Linked DNA regions of Homo sapiens: region 2 is linked to region 1. Evidence: chromatin contacts called from ENCODE Hi-C data. All regions are on one chromosome and are shown on one strand. The core of a region is the stretch at or near the end of the contact, and the rest is flanking DNA. Distances in the headings are between cores, read along the strand shown.

The links. Hi-C counts contacts between places; a loop is a spot of excess contacts on that map. Pooled maps may share reads with other maps.
Region 2: a map of Calu3 shows a loop between it and region 1 (6-fold over the local background). The contact joins two enhancer-like sites. A Hi-C loop is called at or near these places in 5 of 168 maps with a recorded cell type or tissue (Caco-2, Calu3, K562 and 1 more) and 1 of 50 pooled maps.

The regions. Positions count from the first base shown.
Region 1 is chr7:30,893,453-30,900,483 of GRCh38, forward strand. No RefSeq gene overlaps it. Among named protein-coding and RNA genes, the nearest start is that of AQP1, 15 kb to the right of the region's middle. Within about 2 kb of position 3,964, at least 8 of the 41 ENCODE cell types and tissues checked have a DNase peak (open chromatin) inside an H3K27ac peak, as active enhancers do.
Region 2 is chr7:30,972,265-30,977,119 of GRCh38, forward strand. It overlaps GHRHR (growth hormone releasing hormone receptor), which reads left to right. Exons shown (of 13, transcript NM_000823.4): 7 at 1,721-1,874; 8 at 2,165-2,225; 9 at 2,707-2,776; 10 at 3,513-3,604; 11 at 4,165-4,294. Among named protein-coding and RNA genes, the nearest start is that of GHRHR, 11 kb to the left of the region's middle. RefSeq lists an enhancer at 2,596-2,955 and a silencer at 2,607-2,785. Within about 2 kb of position 2,712, at least 3 of the 41 ENCODE cell types and tissues checked have a DNase peak (open chromatin) inside an H3K27ac peak, as active enhancers do.

The DNA of each region.
Region 1 (7,031 bases), core at 2,714-5,213:
TGGGAGGGTAGGGACTGCTCTGTCCAGGCTGTGCCGAGGCCCCGGTGGGGTTTGCTATGTAAACTCCAGCAGCCATTCACAGCAGGCTTCCAGCAGAAATGCTTCCTATATATCCCTGAAATGTTTATGCATTTGTTTTCCTTGGCCAGGGATAGGGCGCTCCAGCTGAGCACCCGGGCAGAGGAAATCGGTTTCCCAGCAGCAGCCTTGTTTATCAGCCTGGGAAGGAAAAGTGTGTCTTTTCAATGAAACTCACTTAACCTCCTGACCAAGGTCCCTTTGGCAGCACTGGAGAAAACAAACTATTCCCAGTGTTGCTTGAGAAGACCATTTCCAACAAATTACAAACCTGCTTCTCTAGAAGCCAGGTACATTGTGCAGTTTCTTATTCCTTGCCTAGGTTTTCCTGGAATGGAAGATGAGCACAGCCCAGCACCACCCTCCCCCAGACCCAGACACTGGGACAAGTCCATGGTGCTGCCACCAAGCCTGCAGGAATGAAATACAGGCTCCTGACTCCTCACCCATGGGCGATCTCCATCCAAGGGGCAGAGTTTTCTAGGGAGACTGTGGGTGGGCTTCAGAGAGTCCAGAGCTGCCCAGATTATGTGAAAGTTTCCCCTCCCCTTGCAGTGGTCATTTTGGGAGAGGGAGTTGTGGTTAGCTTTTGTCACCTTTCCACCTTGCCCTTGGAGTCCTCCCCAGATGCCCAAGCTGGCTGTGGCTCCTTCAGGGAGGAGGGGCAGGGCAGCAAGGTCTTACTTAACCTGTCCTGCAGCAGTGCTGGGTGTTGCTGTGGGCCCTCTGATGAGCACATAGGAAGTGCTGGCCTCCTCTTTTGTGAGGGGGCTTCCCACTGCTAAGGACTGCCCCACGTCAGCTGATCCCCCCTCCAACTGCTGCTATGGCAGCTCTCCAGCCCCTCTGCCAGAGCCAACCTCTCCTCCACCACCTTTATGGAAGACCCGAGTCTTCCTTCTGCAGGATCCACACTTGAACTGTGCAAAGCACCAACATATCATTGCCTCCCAAATCCTGGAGATCAGACCTTCCCCACTCACCCCATCTCCTGCCCCACCATCTGTCGGGAGCTCCTCACCTTTAACCTTCCCCACTCCATGCGAGTGTCCCACATCCTGGGGACACAAATCAAGCTTTCAGGCAGTCTCCTTGAAGCCTCCCTCACTTGACTTTAGGAGTGGAGATTCACCCTCTCTGCTCCCCATGGCTAGGGGAAGGGGACCCAGGGACCCGAGCACACTGATGCTTCTCTCCAGGGACATCCTCACTAGCCCCGACCTCTTCGACTGCCAGCCCAATACTTTCTTCATCCTCTCTCGTGGTGGGAGGATCATTCACAGCACTCTCCCTGTTAGTTCTACATAGAGGGAGCACCTGTCAGAAGAGCGGTTTCCAGAGCTGCAAGAATTCCCTGGGGGTCAGAGCTGGGCCAGGGCTTGGAGGGGTGTTGGAGGCTGTACTAAGGCAAGCTTTGTCCAGACTCCACCTGACTGCTCCCCAGGGTCTCCATGTCTGAGCCCAAAGGGAACACAGCGTTGGGGGCAGGACCCAGCCCATCCAGAACACCAGCCGTGGAAGAGGAGCAGCAGCGCTCCCGCCCGCCGTGAGGGCCGGGGCTGGTGAAGTCTCAGAGAGGCTTCCACAGACCCTAGGCTCTGCTAAGCAAGGGTGGCACAGCAGGGCGTCTCTGCCCTAGTCCGGATTCACCACTCAAAGTGCTGTCTTCAAACCAGCAGCAGCAGCACCGCCTGATGTCCAGGCTTAGAAATGCGGACTCAGGCTGTGCCCAGAACTAGGGGATCCGAGTCTGTGCTTTCACTTAAAGCCTGCTCTGGAGGTTGTGATTTTGTGGGGAGACAGTGTGAAATGCACAAATAGCCACCAAAATGAAGTACTGAAGGCATGTGTGGGAGGCGGTCATGGGCACATGAGGAAGAAGCTGCATCAGATCCCAGGCCTGAGTGCAGCCCTGACTCCCCTGCTTCCTGCCTCTGGGGCCTTGAGCACTTGACTCGAGCTCACTGGGCCTCAGTTTCCTCATCTGTAGAATTACAACCTCCTAGGGCTGGGATGAGGATTAAGTGAGTTACTACATGGTGCAGTGCTTAGAACAGGGCCTGGCACAGCATCAGGACTCGGTAAATGTTGGCTCCTAATACTTCCAGTGAGATAGGAGGTGGTATCTCATCCGGGTGTTGGAGGATGAGCAGGGTTTTAACAAGTGGCGAAGTAGATGGAAGATCATTCCAGCTGAGAGGAACAGTGAAAGCAGAGACCAGGGAAGTCCTTGATGTCTGCGGGTCTCCTCTGGGGTGACCACAGTGTGGGAGGCCCAGAGCAGTAGGAGTGGAGGCAAAGAGCAGGAGAGGGCCTCAGACAATGGTCTGGGGCTGGGACGTTTCCCTGGGAGAGGAGAACTTCTCAGCGTGCTGCTTCAGACCTCTCTCTCCCTGGCAGGAGAGTGGGGTGTGGGGCAGAGGCTGGGAGCACATTGAGGGGATGGAAGTGAAAGATGGCTAGTGGCCTTTGCTACTGGAGGCCCAGTGGACCATCCTTACGTGGCCACTGAGCTCTTAGGGGATCCTAAAATTTGCAGGAGGCAGTCAGGTTGCCAAGTCTATTTGCAGGTATTTCTCCACCCACCACAGTCCGCCCTACTTCCTAATCATGCACTAATCCTCATGGGGGCTGTGGGAGCTTTAATTACCAGGCAAAAATGCCAGGCATTTGCGATAATAGAGATTGCTTAATGCAAACTCCAGCATGAGGGGGTGGACTGATAGGTGCGTGGGGGAGGGGCCAGGAAGAACATGGCTATAGTGTCTGCGTGTGTGTTCCCGGCAGACCTGTTATGCACAGAAAGGGATCAGGACCCTGCTGGTCAAGGGCCAGTGGCTACCAACGCCTGTGGGTGGCCTTTCCTGCCCTTCCTTTTTACGCCATCTCCCAGACTGCGGCGCTTCCTTCCATTCTCCTGCTCACCTTCCCACAAAATACCTATCTTGTGTCCTGTTCCTCCAAGAAGTCACTGAAGGCCTTCTCCATACAGATGGGGAAACCGAGGCCCAGACAGGAATCATTAGTTAAGAGTCCTCCTGGGCATTTCTTTTCCACAGGGGTCTCTTGGAGACCAGACCACCAGATGGTCTTGGGGCTGGATGGAATAAATCTGATGGGGGGTGGGGGTGATTCCAACCTGCCTCCTTTTGCCTCCCCTCTTGCTTCCCCCTCCAGCCCCACACCTCACCCACCACAGACCCCAGCAGCCTCTTCCCAAACTGCCCCTGGCTGCCTGCAGCCTTCCCTGGTGTTCTTTGATTCACCTGGGTCCTTGCCCTCTGGCTCCCCATGTCCATCTGTCAAATCCTACCCATCCCACAAGGCCAGCTCCAAGGCCCCTCCTCTAAGAAGCCCTCCTGGATTACCCAGCCGACAGTTCAAGTCCTCCCCTCTGAGTGCTCACAGGACTCAATCACCTCCTCTTTCACAAGCCTAGGTCTTAATAGTTAGAGGGTGTCGGTCACCTGGCCACAGGTGTATGCACAAGCAAACACATAAGCACATGCACACACACCCCTGTACACCTCTAGTGCTGTTTCCTTACCCCTGGGCCCGGGGCTCCTTCCTCCCTGCCTCTTTCCCTCCCCCAGGTACCTGTCCCACCCTGGGGGACAAGCCCAAAGCTCCTTCTGCCCACTTTGAGGCCCCTCCCCTGCTCACACCCACTCCAGGCAGAAAGCCTCGGCAGCTGGGTGTCAGGGCGGGAAGGTGCTGCCTGAGGCTCCAAACCGTTGGTTCCAGGTGTGGCTTTGAGATTAAACCTGGCGCCTTTCCTGTGGCCCTTGATAAGGGTGATCCTGAGTGTTTCTCTGGCATTTTCTGTTTAAGGCCTGTCTGAGGTTCAGCAAAGTCCCACCTCCCCACGGAGCCCTCCATGATAAGCACAGCACTCGCGGGTCCACCTCCCTGTGGCCTGCTCTGTGGGGAGCCCAGGGTTGGCACCATTCCTGGGCCCTGCCCCTCCCCTCCCCTCCCCAGCACAAGGACTGACCCTGAGGAGTGCTATTAATAATTATATCAGGACAGTTTTGTAATCAGGAACTGCCGTGCACGGGAACTGTAGTCTGCGGGAGGATTGTTCTGTTACTGATTGATCTCCCACCACCGTGCCCTTCAAACTCCGGGTTCAGATCCTTGGATTGTATTTGGGGGTTGGAGCTCAGATGAGGGGAATCCTCTTGGTGGGCTGGAGCAGTCGAAAGCTTCTTGAAGGGGGAGGATTGAAACTGGACCCTGAAGGAAAGTGGGTGGGAGGAGGGGCAGAGAGCATTCCAGATAAGCAGAGGGTCTGGGTTGTCAGGGGCAAGGGGCCTGGGGAGTCTGGGGGTGGTGGGAAGGTTAAGGATGTCAGGGCTGGATCCTGAAGGGCTTTGAATGTCAGGTTAAGGAGCTTGAGCTGTGAGCACTAGGGAGCCATGGAGGGTTTCAGAGCAGGACAGTGATGGGTCCAAGCTGTTTGGGAAGACTGATGTGGCAACAATGTGGAGGACAGATCAGAAGGAAGACGCTAACTTCTTAGCTGGGGCCATGGAGAGGAGGATCCGGTGTGAGAGAGCCTGCTTTTTTTTTTTTTTTCTTTTTTTTGAGACAGGGTCATCCAGGCTGGAGGTGCAGTGGCACAATCACAGCTCACTGCAGCCTTGATCTCCTGGGCTCAAGCAATCCTCCTAAATCAGCTTCCCAAGTAGCTGGGACTACAGGTGTGTGCCACCATGCCTGGCTAATTTTTTAATTTATTTTAATAGAGACAAGGTCTTTCTGTGTTGCCCAGACTGTTCTCGAGCTCCTGAGCTCAAGCGATCCTCCTGTGCAGGCCTCCCAGAGACATCCTGCCTTTTAGTGCTTCAGCCAAAGGAGCAAGGTGGTGGGCCCATGGACCCGCACCCAAGTCCCCGCTCTCTTCCCTGCTTCCTGGCAGGCAGATCTTGCCTCCAGCAGCGGTTCCGTCTGCCTGCTTCTCCGTCAGCACTGGTGGCTGCAGCTGTCCCTAGAGCATCTTTGCAAAACATCCCCGCCACGTGATGAAGGAAGGCTTCCTCTGCCCCCGTGCCTTGGCAAACCATGAAGGAGGGGGCCTCAATTCGAGGAAGTGCCCAGGGCTTTGTTCTGGCTCCCGCCATGGCTGGACCCACTGTCTATTGTTTTCCATGCCGTTGGTGACCTTGGGCCAGCTGGACTGGCTGGCTCCCACCTCCAAGTCCATTGCGGAAGACAGCCAGGCTGGCAGGATGATTTTCAGTCCCTAGGTGGTCTTGAGTAGGCCCCCTACCCATGGAGAGACTTAGTTTCCCCAGCTCTTGGGGGTCCCAGTTGGCATTATGGAGACTGTTTATCTCCTGAGGACCAGGAATCTCTTATTAGGCAGGAAAGTGAGTTCCCAGCCCCAGAACAGAGACCCATACCTCCTCCTGTGTCTGCTGTTGTTGGGGGCCCTTGTCCTGGACCTGTGGATCAGAGGCGCAAGTCTGTCTGCCATTCCCTCTCTCTTGGTTTTGGGGATCCTTGCTGCCCCTACCGCAGGGTGTGGTCTGTGAGGAAAGGGGCTTGGGTTGGATGATGAAGTGATTACAAGCTTCTACTGGAATTTGGACCACCTGAGTTTAGATCTTAGCTCCAACCTCTCAGTTGTGTCACCGTAGCTAAGTTACAAAATATGCATGCACGCACACACACACGCACGCGCACACACACACATGCACACACACACACACACATAAAGTGACCTTTCTGAGCCTCAGTTTCCCTGTCTGTAAAATGGGAATAATAACAGCGTAAACTATATAAGATTGGTGTGAGGATTAAGTGTAAGGTGCCTAGAAGAGCACCTGGCGCCTAGTAGGTGCCCAGTAAATGTTGGCTCTTTTGCCATGAGCTGATAGGAGGGTGTGGGGGTTGGGGCAAGTTCACCTCACTGAGATTCAGGAAGGGTGACCGTATGAGATGCTGTGATGTAGTGAGGTCTGCTGGGCATTGTCTCTGTGGACTGATCCCTGGAAATCAGTCCCTCCCTGTACCTTTCCAAACCCAGCCCTGAAAGGCAAGGCCCTCCTCTCCTTTCCCTGGCTCTCCAGGCCCCATAGCTGCTCCTGGGCCAACTGGATAAATGGCTTCTTCTCTGCTTGCCCCCTTAAGGCTGTTCCTCCCTGCTCTGGGCTTTGGTTCCCTGCTTGTGAAAGGAGGTGATTGGATGAGGAGGCCCTCCCTGCACAGCGACTGGGCCAGCATTCCCAGCAGTGACCACTCCTGAGACTGAGATCGAGGGCAACAGGGACAGACACTGTGTACAGCCCCTAACGAGCCTGGCACTCACACCTCCCTGGTGACAGATAAAGAAACTGAGGCTCAGCCAGCCAGGTGCTGGCTCGGGGCCTGAGGCTAACAGATGGCAGGTGCCCAAGCTCTCCCTGCTCATTCCTCGCCTCCCAGAGGATTTGCTGAGATTCTGGAAGGCCCCCAAGCAGGGCAGAGGAGAGGGTGGGGCTTCCCGGAGCCCCTCCTCTCCTATCTTCCTTTATTTCCTGAGACTTATTTTGGGGACTCTGGAAAAATCTGTGAGTGTCTTGGTTTCTATACCCGTGTGCTATTGTGTGAGAACCCAGCCTTTCCTTCAATTCAGACCCCTCCCCTCACCCCTCACAAGCAGTCCGGAGGGAGAGATGGGTCAGTGCCCCTGTCTGGCCCACCTAGAAGGCAGCCAGCCCGGGGACGTGACGCAGCCCCAGTGCCTCCTGCAAAACCCACTTCCTATCGCCTCTAGGCCACCACAGAAAATGCCAAGCACTTTTTCCTTCTTCCCAGCTAAGGCAGACACATCTTGGGTTTATTTATCTAAGGATTTTCCATTTCCTTTTCTGGAAAGTCGTTTGGGTCCTGCACGTTGCTGTCTCCACAAAGGAGGCTAGGAAGAGAGGCACGTGTCCCCAAGAAGTGAGAGTGGGGAAGGCTGAGAA
Region 2 (4,855 bases), core at 1,462-3,961, 78 kb after region 1:
CTCACGCCTTTCCTGGACTGTGGTGTCGATCCATGTCATTTCCCATATTGCATGCTCTACTCCGCGTTCTGTAGTCCAACCTAGACCACGTTTCACTATGCACAGCCTTTTCCTTTCCTTTCACCCCTCCCTGAGCACTCATAGGTCTGTGCTGGGGGTGTGTACGCAAGGGGCTGGGAGGAGCTGGGTCCCTCCTTCAGGAAGAGCCCATGGGACAGAATGCACACAGATTAGGGGACTCCCAAGTGGAGGAAGCTGAGAGCTAGGAGAGAACGAGAGGGGGCTTCAGGGAGGAGAGGACCCTGGAGCTGTATTGGCAGCAACAATAGGGAGATGGGGAAGGAGAACATTTCAAGAGGAGAGACCAGGGTGAACAAACTCTCAAAGACAGGAGGACCTGGGCCATGTCCAAGAAACTGGGAAGGCACCATGGGAGAGATGGGGTGGAGACAATAAGAGGCAATTGAAATTAAAGGGAAGTTGGGCAGAATGTGGAGACCCAGCACCTGCTAGATCCTCTGCAAGTGTGCTGGAAATGAACAGCGAAATCAGGGAGCAAACTAACACATGACCTCAATTAACTGATGAAAGAATTAATCATACTTCATACTGAGCACTTATTTTGTGCCAGGCATTGCACTAAGTGCTTTACATATGTAGTTGTCCCTTGAACAATGTGGGTTTAGTGGTGTTGACCCCCCTTTCAGCTGAGAATTCAAGTATAACTTTTGTGTCCCCCAAACTTAACTATTGATTGCCTACTGTTGACCTGAAGCCTTACCAATAACATAAATGACCGATTAACACATATTTGTCTGTTACACGTGTTATATACTGTATTCTTACAATAAAGTAAGCTAGAGAAAAAATTTTAAGAAAATCATAGAGAAAATAAAAATTGGCTGTTTTTAAATGGAAGTGGATCATCATGAAGGTCTTCATCCTCATCGTCTTTATGTTGAGTAGCCTGAGGGGGAGGAGGAAGAGAAGTTGATCTTGCTGTCTTAGGGGTGACAGAGATGGAAGAAAATCTATGTGTAAATGGACTTCAGCAGTTCACACCTTTGTTGTTCAAGAGTCAGCTGGCATTATCTCTTGAATTTTTAAAACAGCTTGAAGAAGAAAGCATCACTTTAATCCCATTTTGTAGAGGAGAGACAGTTGGCAAGGTCACCCAGTGGCACACGGGTGGGGCTGGGATCAAACCTGGGCCAACTGAACTCAGAGGTGGTCCTGCTCCCCTGCCGGCAGGTGATCAAGTCATGCAGTGAGTGAGTGAATGCACGGGTGCCTGTGTGTGTTTTTTGCAAGACAGAGCTGTGGCTGAATAAGTCACAGCTCTAGGGATTGACTTCAGCTCAGGAAGGATGGGGGTAAGTGAAAATAGAAGCAAGTCTTAGGCAGTTTCCATTTAATCCTTATGATGAGGACTTGATCTAGGTATTGGAGGTTTTTCCTTTTACAGATGAAAAGCTAAGGTGTGAGGAGATTTGCACAGGAAATAGATAGTAAATTAGAAGCCAGGCTGTCTAGATACCAAATCTGTGCTCTTAACCCTCACTGTATATCACCACATCCCCTCTTGGGTGGCCCAAGGAGCTGCAGGTCCCAGCCTAACATGGAGGGGCCTGGAGGTTCTGTATCTGAGTAGGGTAGAGGAGACTGGGATGGGGCTCCAGTGGGTGTCCCAGCTCTGAAGCACCCAGGTCCTGGCCCCCAGGTTCTATGCAAGGTCTCTGTGGCCGCCTCCCATTTCGCCACCATGACCAACTTCAGCTGGCTGTTGGCAGAAGCCGTCTACCTGAACTGCCTCCTGGCCTCCACCTCCCCCAGCTCAAGGAGAGCCTTCTGGTGGCTGGTTCTCGCTGGCTGGGGTGAGCACTGAGGGCGGGTTGGGCACCATGGGGAGGTAAAGGGCTGGAAAGGCCCAGGGAGTTTACATAAAGGCCCCTCCACCTCACTCTGAGGCCCAGAGAAGGAGAGGGACAGGCCACAGTCCGGCAGCAAGTGTTGGAGGGTGGGACCAGGGCCCTGGCTCTGGGGTCCTGCCTGGCCCTGCCTTTGCAGTGCCCTACGTGGCTGATGGTGGTGGTGGGAGGTGGCGCCAGATCTCAGAGTCAAGGATGCAGACTCCCTCGCTTGTGTCTTCCCTGTACTCCTGTAGGGCTGCCCGTGCTCTTCACTGGCACGTGGGTGAGCTGCAAACTGGCCTTCGAGGACATCGCGTGAGTCGGAGCGGCCACCTTGTCATACCCGCTGGTCCTACATGGGGTGTGGAGTGGACAGTCAGGCCATGGGCTGTTCTCCAGGCTGGGAAGAGGAGGAGAAGGGACTGCCCGGCTAGGATGGGGGGTGGGAGAACAGTCTGTGAGTAGCACAGAAGGGGCATGAGCCAGGCAGGAGAGTGGAGCTCAGATTCCCAGGGCTGTGGGGCTGGGGGAAGGTGGGGTGAGGGAGCTGCCAGGGGGCCAGCAAGGAGGCATTGAACAGAGTTCAGAAACGTTTGTCCATCTAGGTGGATAGAAAGGGTGAGCCCAGCCTGGATTGGGGTGCCCCTTTGGGTGAGACCTTAACTGGCTGAGACAGGAGAAAAGGCTGGAGGGGAGGTGGGTGAGACCAGAAGGCATGAATGCCTGAGAGGGAGGTGCCTGCGTCACCACAGTGAAGGGGACTTTCCAACAACGGCCTTCTTTCCTCTCTCCCCAGGTGCTGGGACCTGGACGACACCTCCCCCTACTGGTGGATCATCAAAGGGCCCATTGTCCTCTCGGTCGGGGTCAGTCCCTGGGCCAGTGCCCTTTGCTTTATTCAGTCAACTTCCCTGGAACTACTGACGGGCTGTGCACAGCAGGAAATGCAACTCCAGGCTGGGTGTCTTGAAAACTGGGCTCCAGCCTTGCTCTGCCACTGATTCTCTGTGAGGCCCTCTCTGGGCCTCAGTATCCCATTGGTAAAACTAGAGGGGTGGTGGTCTCCATCAGCATGCAGGCTGTTCCAGCTCAATTTTGATGAGCCTAATGTGCTGGTTGCAGATCATTTACCACCACAGTGAGAGACTAGGGGTGCCGGGTGGGGGCAGTAAATGGAGTCTGCAGCTAAACCCCTCTCCTCCCTCTGCTCTCACACACAACACAGAGGCAGTGAAGACTGCTTTGCATGGCTTTGGTAAATGTACAAATGTTTTGCAACTTAGCAACTGTGCAAAGTGAGGGACATCTGCTTTGTGCTAGAGAAGAGCCTGGGAGGTGGCTGGAGGCAGGTGGCAAGGCCTGATCGCCCCCCTTGATCCCAGGACTTGGTCCTTCTCTGTCCAATGCTCAAATGTGGGACCCCCGCCCCCCCATCTCCAGGCTACCAGTTCTGGAGCAATGATCTGTGCATTCATTCACCTGCACATTCTCACGTCTCAAGGATTTAAATTTTCTAGTCCCCAAATGGGCTGGGGCTCACCCCAGCCACCCAAGGCTACCCCCTGACCCTTGTCTTCCACCTTCCTATGCCTCTATTTCCAGGTGAACTTTGGGCTTTTTCTCAATATTATCCGCATCCTGGTGAGGAAACTGGAGCCAGCTCAGGGCAGCCTCCATACCCAGTCTCAGTATTGGTACTGTGTGTTTGTGTCTGGGGATACTGGGAAAGGGTAACTGGAGGGGGATTCAATGTGTCTGTCTCATCCAATAAGCACTCATGACCTCAGCCCCATACTCTTTCTTCCCTATGTTCCCAGAGACAGAATAGACCTGGCCCCTTCCTTCTAGGGGATCACAATATTGGAAGGATGAGGACTCCAAACAGCCAGCTCCCATGCCAAATAGAACGATGAGTGCTGGGATCAATTTCTATGGGAGCCTGGGGAGAGGGATCCTTTCTAGTTGAAGGGTGGTGTGGTCAAGGAAGACTTCCTGGAGGAAGTGGTTTTGATCCACACTTTGAAAGATGCATAGACTTTGGGATAAACTGGGGCAATAACAGTTGGTAGGGGAATCAGCAGGATCCAGCGCCCAGAAATAAAAAAGCCCAGAGTGATTGTGGGGAGGTGGCGTTTCCCAAGGTGGCTGTTCCACAGAGTGGATATAGGGAGGTGGTAGGAAGTGAGAGGAGATGAAGTGCACACGACAGTTTCTAATCCCAGTCTTGGGAGCCTAGGATTTGTCTTTCCTGCAGGCGTCTCTCCAAGTCGACACTTTTCCTGATCCCACTCTTTGGAATTCACTACATCATCTTCAACTTCCTGCCAGACAATGCTGGCCTGGGCATCCGCCTCCCCCTGGAGCTGGGACTGGGTTCCTTCCAGGTGAGGGCCCCCACAGGCACTCTTTCTTTCCATTGAGGGTGCTGGAGGGAGGTGCTGTTGCCCACGGGCCTTGGCTGAGTTCATGACAGGGTGAGGGCTATGTTTTTCATCCATCTATTCAAATATCTGTCTGTCTGTCCATCTTCCAGCCACCCATCTACGTATTCAACTACCCATGCATTCTTCCATCCATCCATCCATCCATGCATCCATCCATCCATCCGTGCATCCATCCATCCATCCATACATCCATCTACCCACCCACCAACCCATCCATCCATCCATCCATCCACTCACCTAACCACCTACCCACCCACCCATCCACCCACCCATTCATCCACCCACCCACCCATCTATACATCCATCCACCCACCCACTCATCTATCCATCCATCTATCCATCCATCCACCCATCCATCCAATCTATTCAACTCTTACTGATCCCCTATTATGTGCCAAGTGTTGTGCTCATTCACAAGGGATGCAGAAATAAAGTCAGAGAAATGGGGCCAACAGTACAGCCCTGGCAGGCTTGCTATGACAATTCTATGACAATATGCCT